Linked DNA regions of Homo sapiens: region 1 is linked to region 2. A link is an interaction called in ENCODE POLR2A ChIA-PET data of the cell type or tissue named here. Cell type or tissue: Caco-2. All regions are shown on one strand. Links, peaks and the distances in the headings refer to the core of each region. The heading gives the core; the rest is flanking DNA.

The links. Peaks named below come from ENCODE experiments on the same cell type or tissue, not always from the same donor. Only the 100,000 strongest peaks of a DNase experiment are listed, where the experiment ranks them.
Region 1: POLR2A ChIA-PET joins it to region 2 with 7 read pairs; 10 of 35 experiments call an interaction of 5 or more read pairs at or near these places.

What each region holds. Positions count from the first base shown.
Region 1 is chr17:75,366,952-75,372,328 of GRCh38, reverse strand. All of the region lies in intron 2 of GRB2 (growth factor receptor bound protein 2), which reads left to right. Among named protein-coding and RNA genes, the nearest start is that of GRB2, 36 kb to the left of the region's middle. In Caco-2, for the core only: no CTCF peak of the experiment used is centred there; no DNase peak of the experiment used is centred there.
Region 2 is chr17:75,439,760-75,445,136 of GRCh38, reverse strand. No RefSeq gene overlaps it. Among named protein-coding and RNA genes, the nearest start is that of TMEM94, 14 kb to the left of the region's middle. In Caco-2, for the core only: no CTCF peak of the experiment used is centred there; DNase peaks (open chromatin) are centred at 2,556 and 2,796.

The DNA of each region.
Region 1 (5,377 bases), core at 327-5,326, 73 kb after region 2:
CCTTTATTTCCCAAACCCCTTCTTCACCTTTTCCACCTCCAGCCTGTGCAGAGGCAGATAGATACTGGGGACCTGTTGTACTTTGTTCTGCATCTTCACTAGTGGAAATAAGAGTTCTCTTAGGCTCACTGCTCGGGGGTGGCCTGTAAGATGTTCTTGAGTCTAGTGCTTTCTCTTTTAATTTGGGTGCCTTGTGTCATTGGATGTGTAATGTGGTCTCGAGCTAAATGTGCAGACAGCAGCATCTGAGACATATCCAGAGAGCAGAGGCAGCATTTCTTTGAATTCAGCAAAACCATAATTATTGTGTTTTCTTTTCAGAACTGTGTTTTACGCAAATAATCTTCGGCAAAGTCTTACTCTTATTGTAGATACTCATTTTAATTCTGTGTGTTAACTTGCACCACAGTTTTGCATAATTTACTATCCTCCTCCAGAAAGCTCTACAGTGTTCCATTGGTCAACGCTTTTGCCAGTAATGTCAGAAATAATGGGTTGGGTGATCTTACTTTCTATATTTAAACAAAATTTTGTCAATTTTCAGTTAGTTGCTTGTTTTCCCTGACCACTGGGCTATCTCGTATTTCTGGTCTTCAGTCATGTTGTTCCTTTTGTGTGGTGTAACCTTTAGCATTTACGTGCCTTGGCCACCTCTCGTTGCTTAGAACAGACCCAATCTCCAGAAGGTTTTCTGGGTGTTCTTCTTTTCCCTCGGGTTCCCCTTTGCTGCCCCGAGCACCATTGTGTACCTCTTGCCACAGTGTGCTTTTGTTACTCCATTTCACAGTAGGTTCCTCTATCAGCATCTTGCACAGTTGCCTAGCAACATAGTTTAATGTGTTGGAGGCAAGAAGGGAGGAAATTCACACCATGTTCATCCTACTCAGTGTGAACTGAGTCTATAGTTGATATCCTCTTTGTGTCACTCAATGTTGTCCTGCCTGAGTTCAGGCTTGGTTCTTACGTTGCGGCAGCTCTTTTGCCTTTATTTAGGCAACAGACCAGAAATAGAAACCCTTGAATTTTTTTTTTTTTATTCCTTTATTTTCCTTGCCAGCACCTTGGTTAGATTTCTTAACTACTTTTTTCTTGAGTCTTTGTAAAGTATAATTACACTTTACTGTGCTTACGATCTAAAGAATACTTAATCAGTGTTATTTTTTATTTTTATGTTTTATTTTTGTATTGATTAGGTCTTGCCATGTTGCCCAGACTGGTCTCGGACTCCTGGACTCAAGCAGTCCTCCCACCTTGGCCTCCCAAAGTGCTGGGATTACAGGCATGGGCCACCACACTTGGCCTCACTTTTATTTCTTAAAGTCACTGCCCAATAAACATTCCAAGTTTCCACTAGTTTTTGTTTTTGGACATTTGTTCCATCCAACATCGTGGTGGCATTATATTTTAGTAGATTGTCCAAACATGGGTAAGAAAGATCAACTATGAAAGGAGGTGTCGAACACATTGGCTTTCCCACCTGAATTTGTTCTTTATTCTTTGGATGTATAAAAAACAAGAATAAAACTCACAGGGAGAGTTTGAAGGAACTGTGAAGATTCGTTCTAATTTACATAGTTTACACAACCCATAGCCCTAGGGAAAGTGCCAAAGAACAGCTTTGCAGAGGACTGAAGTCCTCCTGGGAAGAAGAGTCCCTTCGCATCAGATGGCTCTCTTGAGTTTACTTTGCTGCTAAAAAAGTGAGCTGGATTGAGGGGAAGGTTTTCTATTTTTCAAGCTTTGCCAGAACACTTGGCTTAACAAACAGCTGTTTGAAGTCTTAATTGTGTCTCTGTATTTCCAGGGACGCGTTCTGACCTCTTATTAGCAACACAGCTAGGGCTGGCTGGCATGCTTTGTGGTGCCAAACATAGCTGTACCAGCCTGGAAGGTATCCAAACCGAACAAGATATTGAAGTCAGAAGGAACAAGTGGTACAAATTCTCTCTTAGTCAGAGTTTGGAAAGCCTTCGTATTGAAATTCATGCGGACAGATTTGACACACTTCTGAAAATTTTTTTCATCAACTGACATTTCAGTTCTTCCAGGCCTGGAATAGTGGGTTTCAGTCAACAAGGCACCAATATCTTTTTAAATTTGCCCATAGTAGCCAGCTTTTGGGGTGTATGAATATTAGTGGCAGCCTTGGAGCTTGAACGTTGCATCAATGACCTCTGTTAACAGCTAACCATATGATATCCACAAAATAATGAATTTACATTTCTCATGGGCCCTGGCTTTAGCCATTACCTCGAGAGTCAGTCTGAGCATCACTTTTAAGCATTCATTCATTGAGTGTCCCTGTCTCTTAGTACTGTGATGGTCCATGTTTTGAGTAAGTAATGCCATCCTTCAAGCAAAGGAACATATATATGCTTTGAGTTGTTTTTCTGGTAGTGGTAGGTACATTTGCATCAGAGTCAGTAAGTTCTTAAATACCATCAGCCATAGTCAAAAACAGTTTTTTTTTTTTGAGACGGAGTCTCTGTTGCCCAGGCTGGAGTGCAGTGGCACGATCTTGGCTCACTGCAGCCTCTGCCTCTCTGGTTCAAGCAATTATCCTGTCTCGGCCTCCTGAGTAGCTGGGGACTACAGGCATGCACCCCCACACCCGGCTAATTTTTTTTTTTTTTTTTTTGGTGGAGACGGTTTCACCATGTTGCCCAGACTGGTCTTGAACCCCTGACCTCAAGTGATCAGCCCGCCTCGGCCTCCCAAAGTGCTGGGATTACAGGTGTAAGCTACTGCGCCTGGCCCAGAAACAGTTTTTAACCAGTGCAACTCATACCCATCCATCCAGAGTCCTTGTCTCAGTCTCACATTCTGATCTAACAGCTGAGCTCAGAGCAGCAAAGGAATAAATGGGAGTTTTTCTCAATATAAGGTTGACTATGCCTTCTTATATTTTGCCTTCTTAAATTTTCATATCTTTGGCTCATGGACTGTGGTGTAAAGAAACCTTCAATTTTCCTATAACATTGTGCTGCTACTCCTGTTCCAGCTTAAAATCATTTAAATACGTTACTTTTGATATGTCGCATTGTGAACTCCTAGGTTAGGAATGTCTAGGGGTAAGTTGATGCAAAATGAGGATAATCATTAATTATTAAATTTCTAAGATGTTCTTTTTATATACCAAAGCTGTGTTTTAGAAGGATGACTTTGAGTAGTGTGGATTGAAGTAGGGGAGAGGCCAGATACAGAGGACCTAGGCTGGAGCCAGCTTATCTGGGTTCAAACTTTGGCTGTGCCATTTGCCATGATCATGATGTTGGGCAAGTTTTGTTCTTTTTTTAAACTTCTTTGTGTCACAATTTCCTCACTGGAAAAATGGGGATAATAATGGTCCTTGACTCATTAGATATTGTGAGGATTAAACTAACTGAAATATGGAAGCACTTAAAACAGCAAGTATATGAGAAGCAGTTTTGTTTCAGGCAAGCTGATGGAGTATGTTAGTGGAAATGGAAAAGAGTCATATTTATCTGGGTGCAGTGGCTCACACCTATAATCCCAGCACTTTGGGAGACCGAGGCAGGAGAATCATTTGAGCCGAGTTCAAGACCAGCCTGGGCAACACAGTGAGACTCCGTTTCTACAAAATAAAAATAAAAAAATGAGCCGGGCATGGTTGCATGTGCCCGTAGTCCCTGCTACTCAGGAGGCTTAGGTGGGAGGATCTGGGAGGATCATTTGAGCCGGGAGGTTGAGACTGCAGTGAGCTATGATCTCACCACTGCACTCCAGCCTGAGTAACAGAGCAAGATCCTATCTTTAAAAAAAAAAACAACAAAAAAAAAAACAAACGCCTGACGCAGTGGGTCACGCCTATAATCCCAGCACTTTGGAGGCTGAGGCGGATGGATCACGAGGTCAAGAGTTTGAGATCAGCCTGGCCAAGCTGGTGAAACCCCATCTCTGCTTAGAACACTCACACAAACAAAAATTAGCTGAGCACGGTGGGGGGCGCCTGTAATCCCACCTACTCAGGAGGCTGAGGCAGGATAATCGCTTGACCATGGGAGGCGGAGTTTGCAGTGAGCCAAGATCGCATCACTGCACTCTAGCCTGGGTGACAGAGTGAGAGACTCTGTCTCAAAAAAAAAAAAAAAACAGCTGAGCACAGTGCCTCTTATCTTTAATCCCAGCACTTTGGGAGGCCAAGGCGAGTGGATCACTTGAGGTCAGGGGTTCGAGACCAGCCTGGCCAACATGGCAAAACTCCGTCTCTACAAAAAGTACAAAAATTAGCCAGGCGTGGTGGCGAGTGCCTGTAATCCCAGCTGCTCCAGAGGCTGAGGCATGAGAATCGTTTGAACCTGGGAGGCTGAGGCATGAGAATCGCTTGAACTTGGGAGGCAGGGGTTGCAGTGAGCCGACATCGTGCCACTGCACTCCAGCCTCAGTTACAGAGTGAGACTCCATCTCAAAAAAAAAACCAAAACAACGAAAAAAATCTAAAGAGTATTTTAAGAGAAGAAATAACAGGATTTAATGATTAGATGAGACATTCTGTTTAGCCAGAGGATTCCAGGGCTTTGAGGCCGAGGAAATATTGGTGTCATTAACAGAAATGAGTAAATTAGGAATTATCTAATTGGAGAAAGGAAGATACTGAATGCTAAAACCATAGGAAAAAGTTTGACTAAAAGTACTGTGGATAGTTTAGAATCTTTGCCCACTGCTGTATCAAGTAAAGAATAAAGGGCTGAACTCATTTCTCACAAGGTAACTTCTTTATGCATATTTCCCAGCAAGAAGCAGCCTTAACCTTGAGAAACATGAGTCACTTCTGAGGCTTTACTGCTCTAGGCAGTTTCTACCTCATGATCTCCCTTAAAAAGAGGGTAACGGCCCAGCTCAGTGGCTCATGCCTCTAATCCCACCACTTTGGGAGGCTGAGATGGGAGGATCACTTGAGCCCAGGAGTTCAAGACCAGCCTGAGCAACACAGCAAAACTCTTACCTCTACAAAAAGTTTTTTTAAAAAATTAGCTGGGTGTGGTGGTGCACACCTGTAGTCTCAACTACTCCAGAGGCTGAGGTGGGAGGATCGCTTCAGTCTGGGAGGTCGCGGCTGCAGTGAGCCATAATCACGCTACAGCACTTTAGCCTGGGTGACAGAGTAAGACCCTGTCCTGAATAGGGGGAAAAAAAGAGCAGTGGGTCTGATTATAACCTTTGTGACAACACTAGATCCCATTACCATAGACTTTCTGAATTGGTTATAGTAAGCCTTAATTTTATTTGTGCCTCGTAAGAATAGTGTGGCCCTATAAATGATAGATTTGAGTGAGAATTCCCACATCTAAATTGTAAGACCCTCATGTACTGAAGCCTCACGTATTTTTCCTTTTTTTTCTTTTTTGAGTTTTTG
Region 2 (5,377 bases), core at 201-5,200:
GATGGGGTTTCACCACGTTGGTCAGGCTGATCTCGAATTCCTGACCTCAGTGATCCACCCACCTTGTCCTACAAAAGTTCTGGAATTACAGGCGTGAGCCACTGCGTCCGGCCTCAAAGAAGTCTTTCGAACAGGGTTTAAGTAACAGTGTCTAGATCTATAAGGGCCAAAGAAGCCCCCTGCTGTACCTAAACAATATTTATATAGCTGCCTCTGGGGTTCTCTAAAACTGAGTTGGGGCCAGGCGAGGTGGCTCACGCCTGTAATCCCAGCACTTTGGGAGGCCGAGGCCGGAGGATCACGAGGTCAGGAGATTGAGACCATCCTGGCTAACACAGTGAAACCCCGTCTCTACTAAAAATACAAAAAAAATTGGCCGGGTGTTGTGGCGGGTGCCTGCAGTCCCAGCTACTTGGGAAGCTGAGGCAGGAGAATGGCATGAACCCGGGAGGCGGAGCTTGCAGTGAGCCAAGATCACACCACTGCACTCCAGCCTGGGCTACAGAGCAAGACTCCGTCTCAAAAAATAATAAAAAACTGAGTTGCTTCAATATGGGAGGTACGCTAATGGGAGGAGGTAGCTGGGTTCCTCCCAGTCCAGTAGAACACTGGCTCATCTACAGAGGGAGACACATTGTTTGAAACAGGATGGAGAGTATTGGAGAGGCAGTCAAACATCGCGCAGAGAAGCACTCTTTGTCAGTGAATGGTCAGGGCCTTGTAGGGTAACAAGACATGCTTCCTGAAACAGTTAGAGCTATTTTTGGCCCACCCTTCTCCATCTTAGAAATACTTTTTTCTGAGAGGCTGAGGCAGGAAGATTGCTCGAGGGCAGGAGTTGGAGGCCTCAGTGAGCTATGACAGCTTCAATACACTCTAGCCAAGACAACAGAGTAAGACACTGTCTTTAAAAATAACAAACAGCCGGGCATGGTGCCGGTAATCCCAGCCGCCTCCCCTTGGCAGGAAACGGCACCGCCGAATATCCAGTTGCTTCAGCCAAAACCTGGCATGTTTGATTTCTTCCCTTGCCTCCCTTACCATATTCATCTGTCAGCAAGTTCTGTGGGTTCTAACTCCAATTATAACCCTAATATGTCCGCTTCTGTCATTTCCAACTCTACAACCTGGGTCCCGGCCATCATCAACACCTGTTGTACTAGTTTAATAGCTCCTAACACCAGGTGTGGTGGCTCACACCTGTAATCCCAGCACTTTGGGAAGCCAAAGTGGGCGGATCACGAGGCCAAGAGATCGAGACCATCCTGGCCAACATGGTGAAACCCCGTCTCTACTAAAAATCCAAAAATTAGCTGGGCGTGGTGGCATGTGCCTGTAGTGCCAGCTACTCAGGAAGCTGAGGCAGGAGAATCACTTGAACCCGGGAGGCAGAGGTTGCAGTGAGCCAAGATCATGCCACTGCACTCCAGCCTGGGCGATAGAGGGAGACTCTGTCTCAAAATCAAAAACAAAAAAAAAAAAAACAAAGGCTGGGCTCAGTGGCTCATGTCTGTAATCCCAGCACTTTGGTAGGCCAAGGCGGGTGGATCATGAAGTTAGGAGTTCAAGACCAGCCTGGCTGAGATGGTGAAACCCCATCTCTACTAAAAATACAAAAATTAGCCAGGCGTGGTGGTGGGCGCCTGTAATCCCAGCTACTCAGGAGGCTGAGGCAGGAGAATCACTTGAACCCGGGAGCTGGAGGTTGCAGTGAGCCGAGATTGTGCCACTGCACTCCAGCCTGGGCGACAGAGCAAGACTCCATCTCAAAAAAAAAAAAAAAAAAAAAGCTCCGGCTGGGCGTGGTTGCTCACACCTGTAATCCCAGCACTTTGCGAGGCCGAGGCGGGTGGATCACGAGGTCAGGAGATGGAGACCATCCTGGCTAACATGGTGAAACCCCGTCTCTACTAAAAATACAAAAAATTAGCTGGGCGTGCTCGCAGGCGCCTGTAGTCCCAGCTACTCTGGAGGCTGAGGCAGGAGAATGGTGTGAACCCGAGAGGCAGAGTTTGCAGTGAGTCAAGATCGCGCCACTGCACTCCAGCCTGGGTGACAGAGTGAAACTCTGTCTCAAAAAAAAAGCTCCTAACTAGACCCCTGCTTCTTCTCTAGCTCCCTATTATTCAGATTCCACCCAGTAGCCAGAAGGTCTTTCCACACCAGAAGTCAGGTCATGACCCTCCTCTGCATGAACTCCTTAAATGGCATTCCATCATACTTAGACTAAAATCCCAAGTCCTTATGGTATATTGGTAGTCTATTACTGCATAATAAATTGGCCTGGAATTTGGTGCCGTAAACAATACAAATCTGGGCCAGGCGTGATGGCTCATGCCTGTAAACCCAGCACTTTGGGAGGCTGAGGCAGATGGATTATCTGAGGTCAGGAGTTCCAGACCACCTTGGCAAACATGATGAAACCCTGTCTCTACAAAAACTACAACAATTAGCTGGGCATGGTGGCACATGCCTGTAGTCCCAGCTACTTGGGAGGTTGAAGTTGGAGGATCATTTGGGCCCAGGAGGTGGAAGTTACAGTGAACCTAGATTGCGCCACTGCATTCCAGCCTGGGTGACAGAGCGAGACCCTGTCTCAAAAAAAATAAGTAAATAAATACATGTATCTTTGTTTCCTGACTTACAGGAAAAGCAAAGGAAAAAAAATTTAAAGAGAGAGAGTTTAAAAAAAACAATACACATCTATTATCTCAGACAGTTTCTGTGGGTCAGGAATCTGGGAGCAGCTCTGATGGCTAATCCTGGCTCTGGGGTCATGAGGTTAAAGTCAAGATCTCAGCCAGGGCTGCAGTCATTGGAAGGCTTGGCTGGGGCTAGGACACCCAAGGTGCCTCACTCACATGAAAAGTTAATGCTGGGTGTTGACAGGAGGCCTCAGTTCCCATGATGTGGACTCTCCACTGGGCTGTTTGAGTGTCCTCAGGACATGGCTTCTGGCTTCCCCCAGAGCAAATGATCCAAGCAAGAACAAGGAGGAGGCCTCAATGTCTCTTAGGATCTATCCCTGGAAGTCACAACCCATCATTTCTCTCTTTTTTTTTTTCTGAGACGGGGTCTCGCTCTGTCGCCCAGGCTGGAGTTCCCGGCTCACTGCAAGCTCCGCCTCCTGGGTTCATGCCATTCTCCTGCCTCAGCCTCCCGAGTAGCTGGGACTACAGGCACCCGCCACCACACCTGGACAATTTTTTTGTATTTTTAGTAGAGACGGGGTTTCACTGTTAGCCAGGATGGTCTCAATCTCCTGACCTCGTGATCTGCCCACCTGGGCCTCCCAAAGTGCTGGGATTACAGGCGTGAGCCACCATGCCCGGCCACACCCCATCATTTCTCTAATATCCTATCGGACACAGGATAGCCCTGTTCAATGTGGAGGGGGACCACACAGGGAGTTAACACCAAGAGGCAGGGATTGGCTGGACATGGTGGCTCATGCCTGTAATCCCAGCACTTTGGGAGGCCGAGGCGGGCGGATCACTTGAGATCAGGAGTTCGAGACCAGCCTGGCCAACATAGTGAAACCCCGTCTCTAATAAAAATACAAAAATTAGCTGGGTGGTAGTGTCGCGCACCTGTATTCCCAGCTACTTGGGAAGCTGAGGCAGGAGAATCGCTTGAAGCTGGGAGGCAGAGGTTGCAGTGAGCCGAGATTGCTCCACTGCACGCTAGCCTGGGTGACAGAGTGAGATTCTGTCTTCAAAAAACAAATAAATTAATAAAATAAGGCAGGGCTCACCGGAGGCCCTCGTGGAGTCAGCTGTCACATATGACCTGCAGGCTTTTCCTATGTTTTCATCCTTGCTTCCCACCACTCCTTGCCTCCAAGCTCAACACATTCCAGCCACACTGGCCTTCTCTCTTTTCCTGCCACATACCTGGTGCATTCCTTCTTCAGGACCTTTGCAGCAGCTATTCCCACAGCCAGAATGCCCTTCTCCAGGACATTTTCAGGATCAGAATGTCCCCTTCTCTGAGGGGACTCCCTCGACTCTCAACCTAACGTGCTCCCCGGTTTCCATCCTGCTTTTTGTTTTTTCGGAATATTGATCTCCGCCTGCTCCATTTTTTTGTTTGTTTATTTGTTCATTTTCAGTCTTCCTCTACTAAGATAAAAGCTTCATACGAGCAGGAAATTGTGTCTATTTTGGTCATTGTTGTTTTCCCAGCACTAAGAGCAGTGCCTGGCACATATTCATATAACTGACAGATGAGAGAATGAAGGGCTTTCCAAGGTCTGATGCAGTATCCCACAAGGACGTCCACGTACTTCTGACTTTGTGCTTTCTAAGCATTCTTTTGACTCAGCTTTTTGAGGGCCTTAAAACCAGCTAAGGGGTGTCCTAGGAGACACATATCAGTAATGATAATAATATCAGTAATAGTTAACCATTATGTAGGGCTTACTATGTACTACACACTGTTCTAAGTGCTTTATATAATAACTATCATCTCCATTTCAGAGATGAAAAAACTGAGGCCAGAGTCTTTTTTTTTAACCCTTTTCCTGTTTAGTAGAAAAAAGTGCAGCTCGCTGCCAGCCCTGATTTAATTCTACATAAACATGCTCTTTGAGGCTGAAGGAAATCTGATTGATTTTTTTTTTTTTTTTTTTGAGATGGAGTCTAGCTCTGTCACCCAGGCTGGAGTGCAGTGGCGCAATCTCGGCTCACTGCAACCTCCGCCTGCCAGGTTCAAGCGATTTTCCTGCCTCAGCCTCCCGAGTAGCTGGGATTACAGGCACCCGCCACCATGCCCAGCTGATTTTTGTATTTTTAGTAGAGAGGGAGTTTCACTACGTTGGCCAGGCTGTTCTTGAACTCCTGAACTTGTGATCTGCCTGCCTCGGCCTCCCAAAGTGCTGGGATTACAAGCGTGAGCCACCGTGCCCAGCCATCTGATTGATTTTCAATGTGAAAATAAAATATAAAAACTGTTCTTGGATTTATTTCTAAACAGAACTAATATCAGAACTGTCTGAATCATCCAAATCATCTATTTCAGAAAAATCAAATTCATCAAATGAATCTTTGGCCAACAACTGTTTGAGAACATGTTAACATCACTTGTAGGAATGCTATGTTTTCTAGGATTTGACATTTTCAGCGATCGAGGATTACTTTTTTTTTTTTTGAGATGGAGTTTCGCTCTTGTTGCCCGGGCTGGAGTGCAATGGTGCAATCTCAGCTTACCGCAACCTCCGCCTCCCAGGTTCAAGCGATTCTCCTGCCTCAGCCTCCCAAGTAGCTGGGATTACAGGCATGTGCCACCACGCCAGGCTAATTTTGTATTTTTAGTAGAGATGGGTTTTTTCCATGTTGGTCAGGCTGGTCTCGAACTCCCGACCTCAGGTGATCCGCCC